Regions from separate parts of the Homo sapiens genome. Here region 2 is linked to region 1. A link is an interaction called in ENCODE POLR2A ChIA-PET data of the cell type or tissue named here. Cell type or tissue: GM12878. All regions are shown on one strand.

What was found. Peaks named below come from ENCODE experiments on the same cell type or tissue, not always from the same donor. Only the 100,000 strongest peaks of a DNase experiment are listed, where the experiment ranks them.
Region 2: POLR2A ChIA-PET joins it to region 1 with 5 read pairs; 4 of 35 experiments call an interaction of 5 or more read pairs at or near these places.

The regions. Positions count from the first base shown.
Region 1 is chr4:26,685,934-26,688,433 of GRCh38, forward strand. TBC1D19 (TBC1 domain family member 19) reads left to right here. Exons shown (of 21, transcript NM_018317.4): 13 at 2,412-2,474. Among named protein-coding and RNA genes, the nearest start is that of TBC1D19, 100 kb to the left of the region's middle. In GM12878, no CTCF peak of the experiment used is centred here; no DNase peak of the experiment used is centred here.
Region 2 is chr4:26,865,687-26,868,186 of GRCh38, forward strand. The region is part of intron 1 of STIM2 (stromal interaction molecule 2); the gene reads left to right. Among named protein-coding and RNA genes, the nearest start is that of STIM2, 6.1 kb to the left of the region's middle. In GM12878, no CTCF peak of the experiment used is centred here; no DNase peak of the experiment used is centred here; H3K27ac peaks cover 409 bases.

The DNA of each region.
Region 1 (2,500 bases):
TCAGTAAAGAAAATTTGTTCCAAGAAGGAAGTAATTTGTGCCTGAGGAATTGGATGAAAGTTTTAATGGCATCTAAGCTGTGCGCAACGTGAATGTTTTTAGGAAGATATCTGTCTCTGGTTATTTTTGACTTAGTTGGGCTCTGCCAATCACTCCAAACATTATTGAAGTCAGCCGTTAAGGGAATGATCATTTAAAAAAAAAAATCCCTGTTATTACAGCTCCCTATAGCAAAAACTTATTTTAAATTTAACTGAAAACAAGGTGGAATTCTTTTAAAGGTTAAAGGAATGAATGGAACAAGGCAATGTTACAAAATCCATGGTCAAATAGCTCAAACAGTCTACAAAATTCAACCAGGCTGTTGAGCAAAGTAGCAATCGGGGAGGATGGAAAGTCATAGATGTTCTGAGCCAATGATGTTGTGAGTACAGAACATCATTGAACCCTCCCTAAGCTAATTTATTAAATGGTTTTGTGTTTTGTTTTTTTTTTTAACAAACTTGCCTTGTATCCATACTTTCTATAGTTTTCAACCATTTACTATAATCTGATAATTTATACTAGTGTTTTTCAACCTTTCTTCATTATCACGCTCCTGGAGAGAAAGATTAATTAACTTCTCTCTAATAAGAAAAAGTAAATAACAAAAAATAAGATTTGGATGGGTAGGGATGAGCTCTGGTCGGCCACATACCATTGTAATATGTAAAATTTGTTGACCTCCAGGAACCAGTTTTCATGCCCACAGAGGCAATAGTATCCCCCTGTTGAGAATGCATGATCTCTACCTTTGTCTGGGTTGTCTTCTGACATAAAAGGCTGGACTGTTTCTTTCTCCTTAATCTGTGTCATTATGGTTTTTTCAGAGTTAGCACACATTCGCTAACCCCAGAGTCATCTATGACTCTTTCCATCCTCCCCTGATTGCTACTTTGCTCAACAGCCTGGTTGAATTTTATAGACTGTTAGAGCTATTTGACCATGGATTTTTGTAACATTTCTTTGTGATTTTCCCATGTTTTTACTATCTTGCCAGTGAGATTGTAGACTGCTCGATGGTAAACATTTATTATTTGTCTTCTTTTTTGTTTGTTTGTTTGTTTTTTGAAGTTTTGATTTTTGTATCCTTCATCCCAACCAATCAATCAGTACTTGTTGAATTGATTATATATTGGGTCTAAAAGCATGGTATAGTTACATCTGGAGATTTTGGATACATGTAAGGTTTGGGATCTATATTTACTTATAAATAGATGAACACTATTATAAGTAAAAGGGCTTTTGGTGAATTTTTTTAAAAAAGCTTTCTGGATGTTTACTCTTTATCTGATACTGTGCTAGGCATTTACCCATCCTTTCTGAAGGAGGCAGTGGTATCCTCATTTATGGATATGGAGATCTAGCCTCAGAGTTACTGACCAAAGTCATACAGCTAAAAGTAGTGGAACTGGATTTCAAATCTTAGTTAAATCTGTTGGAATTTTATGTTCTTTACACTGAAGCACACAAGCAGCAGTTTCCAACTCTGGACATAATATTCAGAGGCAATCCTGGGGGAAACACAAATGCTTTAGTTCATTTTTCTAGACTTTTGTTCATTTGTTTGCTTGTTATTGGAGGGGTACCTATATACTTATGAATTATATCACAGGAAAATATAATTAATTTCTATTAATAATTTTATCATATTTATTTTTACTCACTCATCAAATATGTATTGGGTATTTAGGTGCTAAGCACTGTGGTGGTACTACGTATACAAAAAACATTTAAGATGTTGGAGCTCAAAGTGGCTAAAGTGTCATAGGGAGGCTCATAGAAATCATTAAGGTAGACTCAAGTCAGAAAGTGAGAATAGGAATATATTTAAAGAAGGAAACTAATATGCTATCCAGGGGAAGTCAGTGAACTGGCCCTTAAACTCATAATACAGAAAATCAACATTCTTGCTCTCTCAGTAACAAGTGGTGACTTGCAAGTGAATAATCACAAAGGCATGGAAGATATTTGGTCTTTTGTGGGAATGGCAAGAATTTGGACTTGAACAGTGAGATTGGAACAGTAATTTGGGGCCAGATCGTTATGGTTGCTTCTGGATGTTATGATTGCATCCGCTTTTCTTTTTTAGCTTTAAGCCATCTAAATATTAGATTAAAAGGAGATAAAATTGAAATAAATATTAAAGAATTACTAATGGGACCTTAAAAAGTATGAGGAATTCGAGTTCAAATAATGTGTCACATATATTAGTTCAGTAAATACATAGCAATGATAAAATTTAATTGAGAAGTTTATAATCATAAAGTAATAAATTTATTGCAGTAGTGCTTCTAAATACATGTGTATGCTTTAGTACTACAGACAGATCTGTTTGAGTTCTTTTCAGTACTGTCTACTTTTAATTATAGGATGTGAAGTTGACAGCAAGCAATGATGATTATTATTTTGTATTTGAAGATTATTTATATCAGGTAAGTTTAAAAATAAAAATACATAG
Region 2 (2,500 bases), 180 kb after region 1:
CATTTTTTGACATTTACTGGAGTTTGGACTTCACCTTGTTAAGATCTACCTAGGAATTTACTTCTGAATTGATCAGATTTTATTAACTAAATAATTATTAAGTACAAGCAGCATAACACAAAAGAGAAGTGGGAAAGAATTAAAAAAAAGAATAAGATGTAGGTGTGACCATTTTGGACTCAGACTAGGTAATAATAGGCACATTTATTAAACTGTTCCTATGTGTTAGTATTGTGCTAAGTGCTTTTTATATTATACATCACTGTTTTTGATTCTGAGACTAATCCTGTTAGATAGCTACTGTTTTTTTTTTTCCTTCTAACTTTTATTTTAGATTCATTTTAGATTCCAACTTTTATTTTAGATTCATATGCAGGTTCATTGCCTGGGTTTATTGCATGATATTGAGATTTTAGTTACCAACGATCTTGTCACCCAGGTACTGAGCATAGTACTCAATAGTTCAATAGTTTTTCAACCCTTACCCCTCCTCTTACCTCCCCCACAAGTAGTCCTCAGTTTTCTATTGTTGCTGTCTTTATCTTCATATAGTAGATTAGGAAACATGCTGGATGATCTTAAGTAACTTGCCCAAGCTCACTTCTAGTAGGTAGCAGAGTTAGAGGTTGACCAGGGTTTCTCTGGTTCCAAAGCTTGGATTCTTAGCTGGTATGTTGTATGCATCCTTATACAAACAACATGCGATGGATTGTGATTAGCACCACAAGGGACTGCAAAGTGTAGGAGAAAGGAAGAGGCTGTTAGAGAGTATTACCTGGAGGAGGGCAGGATTTGAGCTGGACCTTGATGTATAGGTAGGACTTCTTGTGGAGATAAGTGAAAAGGCTTTCTGGGAGGAGGCATATGCAAGAATAGGGGATAAATACTTTTCTTTAGAGTTAAGTATAAGGTATATGTAGAGTAGTGGGGAATGCAAGAAGGAAGAAGATTGGGGCCAAATTATCAAGAGCTTTACAGTCCCCTAGTGTATTCAGTATGTATCAAAATGTCAGCACATTTAAAACTGGGGTACTCGGCTGTATACTGGCAAGAATGAGACATCCAGGACAAATATGGTACCTTTTCTTGGCATATCCATTTTATTAGATTATTTGAGAGATATAAAACTATTTGAAGGTTTCTAAATATGCACGTTAGGGAAAATGTACATATATTTTAATTTTTAAGGTAAAAGGCATTTTGAACTTTCAGAGTGTTTTGTTAATAAACTCTTGAAGTTGCAAATCTATATCCTGTCATTAGGAGGTGAGAGGCATTGTGGTTTTTGAAGATGGGGGTGACATGTCCTTTGTGTTTGAGAAAGCTAATTCTGGGTGGATGGCAATGAGGAGATAACAGAGATAAGGATATCAGTTAGGAAACTATTTAGAAGGAGAGGTCTTGAGAATTCTAATTATGGAGTGGCTATGAAAATGTTTAGATGAAATTTTATAAAATCGACTTTATTCTTAGCTTAGGAATCTGGCTATTTATATGAAGTTTAAGATATAAAAATTACCTTTAGCATTAAGCATACAGAATTTATAGAATGATTTAAATTAGTATAAGCCCTTGAAAAATCCAAGAAGAAACACACTATTTGTGATAGAGAATCTTCTTTATTTCAAATGTGCCTATTTCTTAATATAAAGATTAGTTTTTAAAAAAATATAATCGGGCTTATGTGATGATTTACAAAGTTGTCGACAGAAAAACAGTTGCAAATGTATTTGCCAGTTGTTTGACAAATAAAACCAAACAACTTTTGATATCCAAAGACAATATATTTGCCATAAAATGCTTATATAAAGCTTTTAGAATTCCATGTATAAAAAGGATAAGTGTTTCCAGATTAAACTAAAGTTATAAGTCAAGAGTCGAAGTCTCTCCGACCCCTTAGCTATGAATAACAATATTTCAGACTACTGGCATATTACTTGTTTCAATATTAACTCCTAAATTTCATTGTTGTGTGAATTTCAAGCTTAATCTATAGATGATGATTTCTAATGCCAAATCTAAAAGGTTTGTTCTGTTCTTTAGCTATCTAGATCTTTATATTAGTATACATTGGATATTCAGTCTTTCTTGACACTGTCTAATTCTACCTTCTGTAACTGTTTTCCTTGACTGGTTTCATTGTTGCTGATTTTAAGGGTGGTTCCCTCTTAAGTCTCTGTTCTCAGCCTCCTCTTCCTCTAGTCTAGCTGAACATTTCCTCCTCAGAGAACTTCATTACTAGGAAAGTTCTAAATTGGGGGTAGGGAACCCCAGGCCAATGATTGATTTGATTTTTGGCTTTATTTCCTTTGGCCCTTGGTGTGCTATAGCACAAGCATCATGGCTGCAGTCCCGAGAGTAATTTCCTTTCTACTAGGCTTTGTCAGCCATATCCTTTAAAGTGAAACAATTTCAGGATTAAGGCTAGGAGCAGTTGCAGAATGTTTAATAATGTCTATTCAGTGTTTTCATAAGATAGTGGTAACTCCCCTCCAGTACA